Linked DNA regions of Homo sapiens: region 2 is linked to region 1. A link is an interaction called in ENCODE POLR2A ChIA-PET data of the cell type or tissue named here. Cell type or tissue: OCI-LY7. All regions are shown on one strand.

The links. Peaks named below come from ENCODE experiments on the same cell type or tissue, not always from the same donor. Only the 100,000 strongest peaks of a DNase experiment are listed, where the experiment ranks them.
Region 2: POLR2A ChIA-PET joins it to region 1 with 8 read pairs; 3 of 35 experiments call an interaction of 5 or more read pairs at or near these places.

The regions. Positions count from the first base shown.
Region 1 is chr2:68,842,613-68,847,612 of GRCh38, reverse strand. No RefSeq gene overlaps it. Among named protein-coding and RNA genes, the nearest start is that of LINC01890, 7.9 kb to the right of the region's middle. In OCI-LY7, a CTCF peak has its summit at 2,920; no DNase peak of the experiment used is centred here.
Region 2 is chr2:68,712,489-68,717,488 of GRCh38, reverse strand. It overlaps a transcript of ARHGAP25 not described here. Among named protein-coding and RNA genes, the nearest start is that of ARHGAP25, 20 kb to the left of the region's middle. RefSeq lists enhancers at 1,910-1,989, 2,258-2,552. In OCI-LY7, a CTCF peak has its summit at 1,843 (motif pointing right); DNase peaks (open chromatin) are centred at 1,938 and 2,428; H3K4me3 peaks cover 1,338 bases; H3K27ac peaks cover 1,365 bases.

The sequences.
Region 1 (5,000 bases):
AATATGGAGACGGGAAAAAGGTCAGAGATGAAGACCCATACTGGGAAGATGGTAGCTGACCTTGGTCTGCCAGTCACCACCAGAAGACTGTCCTCTTCACAGGACTACCCATCTCTCTACCCAAGACCCCTATTGAATCTACCCTTTCTGTGAGTAAGTGGCCAGCATAGCTGTTGCCTTTGGGTGACCATGACAAAGTGGCAGTGGCTGTGGCAGCCACCAAGGGAGACGTGGGTCAAGGCACTAGGATTGTCCCAGCCCTGGTTGAATGTTCACCCTTGGGCATGATCTCAGAGGAGGCAGGGAAGTCTTGTGGGCACTGTGAGTCTTGGCACCGCTGGGGATGCTTTGGGAGATAGAACACATCAGTGGAAGTGTAATAGAAATATGTGGGGATTTGAAACTCTTCACAGAAAAATAGAAACTTGGGAACAATTTTGTGGAAACATATGTCAAACCTGTGGGTAGACCTGTGATGTGTGGTACAGGCAGACAGGAATAGATTTATTCAGTTCTCATTTTGCAAGTTTTTCCTCTTCTGGCTCTCTCTTCACTCTCACTGACTGTACCAGTTATTTGACTTAAAAAGACACTCGGTCCCTTGACCAGTCTCTTCATTTTTATCCTAATTTATCAGCCCCTCCAAGTTTCACTCCCATGTCTACTGTCATGGATCCACCATCCATCAGTCTATCCACTCTCTGGCTTATGTTCTCAAGTCTCCTTGTCCTTTCAGCTCATCCACAAGGCAAAGCTCCAAGCCTGGATTTGTACTACTTCCTGCCTTCTTCACTCCGGTTCTGGGACTGCTTTGGGGGAAACCATGTAGTCAAGAGATTGATGCAGATTCTCTCTAGTCTCATAGCGTCCAGACCACAGACTGCCTAACAATACTTCCAAGTGTCACCACTGGTCTCCGTGCTCCATTTGGTTAAAGATTATTCTAGACTCCTAACTCTCTTTCCTTGCTCTCGGCCCCTGTCCTTCCCGTGGATCTCAGCTACCACTGCAGCTTCACCCATAAACATGAGCTGCCTTTGTCTATGCTGCTTACAGTACAGGTGTGCACACCTCAGAGTGAATGTGAAATGGCTGCACATAAGACTCCAGGCTGCTACAGCAAGGGGTGATGAGGCAGAATCAAAAATAATTAAGATAAAAATAAAAAATAGTAGCTAACACTTACTAAGCTCTTACGAAGTCCCAGGCAGTGTTCCAAGGATGTCACCTCATTTAATCCTCATGACAACATCGTGAAGTGGGTAAAAACAGATCCCTGTTTACTCATGCTTCTTTGCTAAGAGAACCCCAATTTAGTTCACACCCATGGTGTGGCTCATAATTGACCTGAATGCACCACTGTGTTCTGCCCTGCTTTGCAAGATAGGCATGTCCTCAGCTCCCTGTCCAGCAAGAGGTGGCCACGTGGCTGTGTTCTGAGCAATGGGAGGTCAGGGGAAGTTTTCTGGGATGTTTCTTTTTGCAGATGAAAGAACAGTGCCTCAAAAAGTGGAAGGCATTTGTCCTCCACTCCTTGACTTTGAAAGTTGTCAAATGGCCTGGGGCTGTGGGGGTCACCTTAGAAACATGAGGTGACCAGCATGACCAGCATGACACAAGCCAAAGGACCAAGGATGGTGGAGGGGGAGCTGGGAAAGGGAAGACCCTGAGTCTCTAAGATATTGCGGAGCTGCCCTCCCGCATCTGTACCTCCTATTTCTCGATTTCTCATTAGGAGAGAGAGTTGTCCAGCTGGACTGCCTGGCTCATGTTTAGTTCTGTGTCCTATTATTTGCAGTCAAACACTCTTTACTGAATCAGGTCATTACCATCATTAGCCCCCTTTTGTTGAAGAAACTAAGACTTGAAGAAGGTAAATTATTTTGCTAAGGCTGGTCAGTGGGGAGGGAGTCTCACATGAAACACACACAGACTGATTCCAGGGCCTGCTTTCTGGGTTCTGTCTCTGCCTGCCAGGTTCCAGGTACTAAACTTTGGTAATGTACAGTTGGATGATGGGCAAAGGAAGACAGAACCAGATAGAGGGGAGTAACAAGGAGAGAACAAAGTAAGAGAAGCTAGACCTATGTAAGAGAAGTGGCAGGGAGACCAAGATTAAACACACAAATTGACAGAACATCTGGGGTGAGGGTGGAGAAAATGAGTTTGACACTCCATTGAGAGAGGCATATAAAAGGCTGGAGCTAAGGACAGTTCCAGCTGGGAGTGTTTCAAAAGACACAAGTAAAATACAAGAATCCATCTCCTAAAAAAAAAAAAGTTCTGATCTCTCCATGCTGTCTTTGATACTATACAATGACTAGGGAAGTTACACAGAATGGCCCATGTGGGCCCGGAGCTATAGGTTATTATGCAATAATAAATACCTCATAGCTTCTGTACAACAGATGAACCTTTCTTAGGTCACACTGTATACTTCAGCATTCCTAGTCCAATTGTATAACTCTTCCAGCTGCCACCCTATGGAGTGGAATGAAGAGACGACAATGGAGTCAAAGAAAGAGATGAGAAACAGCTGGCACCAGGTAAATTTGCAGGGTATTTATTAAAGGATAGGCAAGTTCTTAAAATCTTGAGTTACACCAATGTGCTCTGCAGCAAATTTTTAAAAGTTTGAGCTGGAGCTAAGGACATAAAATTGTTAATAGCAATATTATCTGTGAACTTTGAACAATTAGTATAAAATCTTGCCAACTTTAATTTCAATCCTATCTTTTCTAACCTTTTCTGGGACCTGGTTCCATTTAGCCAGATTGATTATGGGTTTCTGAATTATTGATGGCACCACTTTGCATGTGCTGCCTCCTCTGATCTGAACCATTTTCTTCCCTCCTCAGAATCATTCCTTGACCAGTCCCTGCTCACCATAGTACTGCTCAAGTGCCATCTTTTGAAGTAGCTCCCCCTACATTTGGTACTAAGTGGCCCTTTTTTGTGTTCCAATAGTAACCTGTACATGCCCCTATTACAGCACTGGTTTTATTGATACGGAAGTATCTACTTACAAGAACTGTGTTTTAAATAATTTAATCCCAATACCTACTAGGAACGTTACCTCTACCATTCCCTCTGCCAAAATATTCTTCTTAGGGCTCTTGTTCTCATTCTCTAGCAAAGCTCTTTATTTATTTCTTTAGTAGTATTAATCACAATCTACAGGTCTTTTATTTATTTGCTTTCTCATATCTGGTTCTCATTCTAGAAGAACCATGGTGTGAAGGCAATGACTATTGTTTTCTTGTATCTATCATGGAGCCTGGCATTCACTAGGTGCTCTAAAAATATTTGTTATAAGAAATAATATGTCTGGCACGAAATAGTAAAATCTACTACCTAAAATTGAACCTGGGGCTGCTTTACTGCATATCTTTCCAGAAGCTAATTATCTCTATATTTTGTTGTTGAAAATTTTTATTTTATGAGGACAAGTATTATTAATATGATAATGCAAAAAACAAAATGTGTAGGTAGAAAACATGCAAAAGATATTTTTTTTTCCTGTGGGATAGTGTCTCCTTGTGACAAGGACTACATCCTTCTCTGAGACTGTTGGTTCTTTATGAGCTTTAGCCAACACATATTCTCTTTTAAAACTATTCCTTTTGAAACTGCTGGTAGCACTCGAACATTCCCTTGCAGGTAGTAACAGAGCAGGGGCCAGACCAGAAGGGACTGCCCTATAGCCAGTGTTGGATACGTGTGATGTTAGCTCCAGCCTAGAATTCTGGTATCTCACTTGTTATCAACTCAACTTACCTATTCAGGTGGGGTGACAAATTCAGAAAATACTGTTTCCTCCACAATTCATGCAAAAAAGAGAAATACCGGGAGTCTGCAAAAAGTTCATGGAAAATGTGTATTATGAAAAAACTATACATGGATTTCAAAAATTTTTCTGCACCAAAATAAACTCATACTAACTTATTATAACATGTCTGAACAGTATCTAGCTTGAGGCAATAAGAAGGATAACACATCAGTTTGAAAAGAGCCCGTATCAGAGCAACATGAATTATGATAAAATTGAAGCAAGCAATAATACTGAATTTATGATGAAGCTTGGGTGGAAGAATGGTGAAGTCATTAATGCTTTACAAAACATTTGTGAGGACAATGCCCAAAGAAATCAGCAGTTTACAGATAGATAGATAACTCTTTTTAAGAAGAAACAAGATGATATTCAAGATGAAGACCACAGCAGAGATCATCCACATCAATTTGCAAGGAAAAAATTCAACTTGTTTGTGCCCTAACTGAAAAGGACAGAAGATTAACAGCACACAAAATAACCAACACCATAGACATCTTAATTGATTCAGCATATATAATTCTGACTGGAAAATTAAAGCTCATCAAACGTTCCATTTGATGGGTACCAAAACCATTGCACCCAGATCAGCTGCAGACAAGAGTAGAACTTCCATGGAAACTAAGTAAGTGGGATCAAAATCCTGAAGCATTTATCTGACGAATTGTAACAGTAGATGAAACATGGCTTTATCAGTATGATCCTGAAGACGAAGCATAACCAAAGTAATGGCTACCAAGATGTGGAAGTGGTCCAGTCAAAGCAAAAGTGGACCATTCAAGAGCAACGGTCATGGCAACAGTTTTCGGGAATGCTCAAGGCATTTTGCTTGTTGGCTTTCTGGAGAGCCAGAGAGTAATAAAATCTGCTTATTATGAAAGTATTTTGAGAAAGTCAAAGCATTAGCAGAAAAATGCCATGGAAAGCTTCAACCAGAGAGTCCTTCTCCACCAGGACAATGCTCCTGCTCATTCCTTTCACACAACAATGGCAATTTTGCAAGAGTTTCAATGAGATTAGGCATTCATCTTACTGTCTTGATTTGGCTCTTCCTGACTTCCTTTTATCTTCTAATTTTAAAAAAATCTTTAAAGGGTAGCCATTTTTCTTCAGTTAATAATGTAAAAAAGACTGCAATGACATGGTTAAGTTCCCAGGACCCTCAGTTCTT
Region 2 (5,000 bases), 130 kb after region 1:
CTTTTGCAGAGGAAGTGTCTAAAGCTTAAAAAGAAAAGATTGAATTGACTCAGTTCTAGAGCCAGTAAAAGCCTCAACATCCTGACCCTGGGCCAGATCACAATGCTTCTCCCATACTGTGCCTTTTAACATAGAGGTCCCTGATTCACACAGCAATGAACCTAAGGTTTGATGTATTCAGTCATGTGCCACATAAAGACATTTCTGTTGATGACAGATCCCATATACAGTAGTGGTTTCATAAGATAATAATATTGTATTTTACTGTACCTTTTCTATGTTTAGATATGTTTAGATGCACAAATACTTACCACTGTGTTACAATTGCCTACAGTACAGTAACACGCTATACAGATTTGTAGTCTAGGAGCAATAGCCCGTACCATATGGCCTAGGTGTGTACCACCTAGTTTTGTGTAAGTATATTCTATGACATTTGCACAATGAAATCACCTGAAATCACCTAACAACCTATTTCTCAGAACATATCTTCATTGTTAAATGATGTGTGACTGTATTTAACTAAAACAGAAACATTAAGGAATACACATAAAACAAATACTGCGAAAAATATTGAATGTCACATTCTGACATTTAAAGAGAGATAGAATCTACATGAATCGTTCAACCAGGATCAAAGAGTAAAGAGAACGACCAGCTGTGGCAAAACCATGTCACAATGAAGGAAGTTTGGTTCAGAAAACTTATACAGTAGAATAAGGACGCCTATCTGAGATGACCCTAAGATCCCACGGTGGTTTCTCACCAGTGTAAGTGCTACCTCAAGATAACATCATGTGGTTGAAGGTTTGAATAAAACGATGTATATACATTCTCAATCTGCTTGTGCTGGACAACTGAAATTTCAGTTTCACAAACTTATGAAGGCAAAGGGACCCATGTTCTTCATCTTCTTAGAGAGAAAGATGTCCACCCAAGCTTCAGGGAAGGATAGATATAATCTAGGGCAAACTCAGGAGCTCTGAGAGCCCCTCCCCATCAAGTTGACTCACCACAGTGTCCCCATCTACCTTGAATGGTCTGCATTTTGGAAGAAGCCACAAAATGAAGAGTTAAGAATCATTTCCATAGCATTAGCGTATGTTCCAAGAGGGTTACATGGATGTCCCAGAGGGAATCTTGCTGGGCAGCTCTCCTCCTCCACTATTTCATCTTTCTTTCTTCTTTTGAAAAGGGAGAATGATAACCAAGTCTCAGTAAAAGCAAACAATGAAACAATCTGGGCCTTCCCATTCAAGTTGGCAAGCCAAACACTCCTTTATCTCTCTGCTTTCCCCAAATAGATGGCAGTAAGGAAGATAGGAAGAATGGCGGGCACAGGAAAGGATGGGCAGGCCAAGGATTTTCATTAACTTCTGGAAGCCTGTCAGTGGATGGAATTACACTCAGGAAGTAACATTAGCAGAGGGAACAACAGCTCAGAACATGGCCCAGAGAAGGATGAAAGAGGGCAGGGCGCCAGAAGGGCCCCGGACTCAGAAATGGCAGGTGTGAAAACGACTGAAAATACCTATGGAATAAAGAGTGAAGTAGATTCATTTCTCCTCCCAACCGCCCTCACCTGTTCATGTAATAGTGGCTTTTATGGCCCAGCCTACCCAGAGAGCTGTTCTTGGCAGCCACTTATCTATGTCTGGGAGGAGATACAGTTCCAGAATGGAACTGTGTTCGGGTGCCTCACTGCTAAACCAAACTCAACATGTTCTTAACTTTAAAAAATAATACATATCATACAAGAAGTCCACAGTAGGATGGCTCCCAGATGGTTACTCTTGGGGCTCTGGCATTCATTCCTCAGGCATCCAGGTTCTTCCCTCGGTTCACCTCCTCCACTCAGTGTGTCCACAAGATGGCAGTAGCAGCCCCATGCCTCTCACCTACACGGGAAAGCACCCGGTGCAATGCCTCTTACTCTTCCCAAGCATCTTTTTCAAGAGCACGACCGCCTCCCGGAAGCCCCTAAACAAGCCTCCCATTGCACTGCATTAGCCAGAGCAGGGTCACGTGCCCACCCCAAACCAATCACTGGAAGAAGAAATGAGTTTTGTCTCTTTGTTGTTGTTGGTGGTGGTGTTTGGTTGTTTGATTGGCTGTCTTAGAACGGGGCTTCTCAAACTTGAGCAGGCATCAGAATGGCCTGGAGAATTTGTTAAAATAGCACATGGGTTGCTGGGCGCCACCTCCAAAGGTTCTGATTCCATAAGTCTGGGGTAGGGCCCAAGAATTTGCATTTCTACCAACTTTTCAGGCAGTGCTGAGGATTCCAGTTCGAGAACCACTGGATTTGAGGAAGCAACCAACAGTGAAAAGTCCCATCCTCCCCAGGCACTTTAGGAGTGGTTCTAGCCTGACTTCCTGCTCACAAGGTTCAAGTTAAGCCTTCCAGCGCACAAGCCCCACCCTCATGCTCAGGGCTAGTCATGCCTCTCAGTCAGGGAAGTCATGATTCTAACCACCAGAAGAGCTAAAAGCAGAAATGTCCAAAAGTGGCAACCTCAGGGGAGTGCTGGGAGAGAAGGGGAGGAAGGGAAGTGAGACATTTTATTATTGTCATATGCCCATCTGAACCCATTGTATTTTTCTTTCCTTCCGTATTTTAATAAAAAATACTTTTTAGTGCACATTTTTTTTCTACTAAGGAATATTTTCAACTTTTTGCCCTTCTCCAACCAGGCATTTCTGTGTATCAGGATGAAGGCTGTGCCTGCTCCTGAATGACTACTGGGTAAATAACGAAATTAAGGCAGAAATAAATAAGGTATTTGAAACCAAAGAGAACAAAGACACAACATACCAGAATCTCTGGGACACGGATAAAGTAGTGTTTAGAGGGAAATGTATAGCACTAAATGCCCAAAGGAGAAAGCAGGAAAGATCTAAAATTGGCACCCTAAACATCACAATTAAAAGAACTAGAGAAGCAAGAGCAAACGCATTCAAAAGCTAGCAGAAGACAAGAAATAACTAAGATCAGAGCAGAAGAAAGAGATAGATACAGGAGAAACCCTTCAACAAATCAGTGAATCCAGGAGCTGGTTTTTTGAAAAGATTAACAAAATACATAGACCACTAACCAGACTAATAAAGAAGAAAAGAGAGAAAAATCAAATAGATGCAATAAAAAATGAAAAAGGGGATATCACCACTGATCCCACAGAAATACAAACTACCATCAGAGAATACTATAAACACCTCTATGCAAATAAACTAGAAAATCTAGAAGAAATGGATAAATTCCTGGACACATACACCCTCCCAAGACTAAACCAGGAAGAAGTCAAATCCCTGAATAGAACAATAAGTTCTGAAATTGAGGCAGTAATTAATAGCCTACCTATCAAAAAAAAAGCCAAGGACCAGACGGATTCACAGCCAAACTCTACCAGAGGTACAAAGAGGAGCTGGTACCATTCCTTCTGAAACTATTTCAAACAATACAAAAAGAGGGACTCCTCCCTAATTCATTTGATGAGGCTAGCATCATCCTGATACCAAAACCTGGCAGAGACACAACAAAAAAAGAAAATTTCAGGCCAATATCCCTGATGAACATCAATGCAAAAATCCTCAATAAAATAGTAGCAAACTGAATCCAGCAGCACATCAAAAAACTTATCCACCATGATCAAGTTGGCTTCATTCCTGGGTTCAACATCAACAAATCAATAAATGTGATCCATCACTTAAACAGAACCAATGACAAAAACCACATGATCATCTCAATAGATGCAGAAAAGGCCTTCAATAAAATTCAACAGCCCTTCATGCTAAAAACTCTCAATAAACTAGGTATTGATGGAATGTATCTCAAAATAATAAGAGCTATTTATGACAAATCCACAGCCAATATCATACTGAATGGGCAAAAGCTAGAAGCATTCCCTTTGAAAACCAGCACAAAACAAGGATGTCCTCTCTCACCACTCCGATTCAACATAGTATCGGAGGTTCTGGCCAGGGCAATCAGGCAAGAGAAAGAAATAATCAAATAGGAAGAGAGGAAGTCAAATTGTCTCTGTTTGCAAATGACATGATTGTATATTTAGAAAACCCCATCGTCTCAGCCCCAAATCTCCTTAAGCTGATAAGCAACTTCAGCAAAATCTCAGGATATAAAATCAATGTGCAAAAATCACAAGCATTCCTATACACCAATAACAGATGGAGGACCAAATCATGAGTGAACTCCCATTCACAATTGCTGCAGAGAATAAAATACCTAGGAATACAACTTACAAGGGATGGGAAGGACCTCTTCAAGGAGAACTACAAACCACTGCTCAAGGAAATAAAAGAGGACACAAACAAATGGAAGAACATTCTGTGCTCATGGATAGGAAGAATCAATATTGTGAAAATGACCATACTGCCCAAAGTAATTTATAGATTCAATGCCATCCCTATCAAGCTACCATTGCCTTTCTTCACAGAATTAGAAAAAACTACTTTGAATTTCATATGGAATGAAAAAAGAGCCTGTATAGCCCAGACAATCCTAAGCCAAAAGAACAAAGCTGGAGGCATCACGCTACCTGACTTCAAACTATACTACAAGGCTACAGTAACCAAAACAACATGGTACTGGTACCAAAACAGATATATAGACGAATGGAACAGAACAGAGTCCTCAGGAATAATGCTACACATCTACAACCATCTGATCTTTGACAAACCTGACAAAAACGAGCAATAGGGAAAGGATTCCCTATTTAATAAATGGTGCTGGGAAAACTGGCTAGCTATATGCAGAAACCTGAAACTGGACCCCTTCCTTACACTTTATACAAAAGTTAACTCAAGATGGATTAAAAACTTAAACATAAGACCTAAAACTGTAAAAACCCTAGAAGAAAACCTAGGCAATACCATTCAGGACATAGGCATGGACAAAGACTTCATGACTAAAATACCAAAAGCAATGGCAACAAAAGCCAAAATAGACAGATGGGATCTAATTAAACTAAAGAGCTTCTGTACAG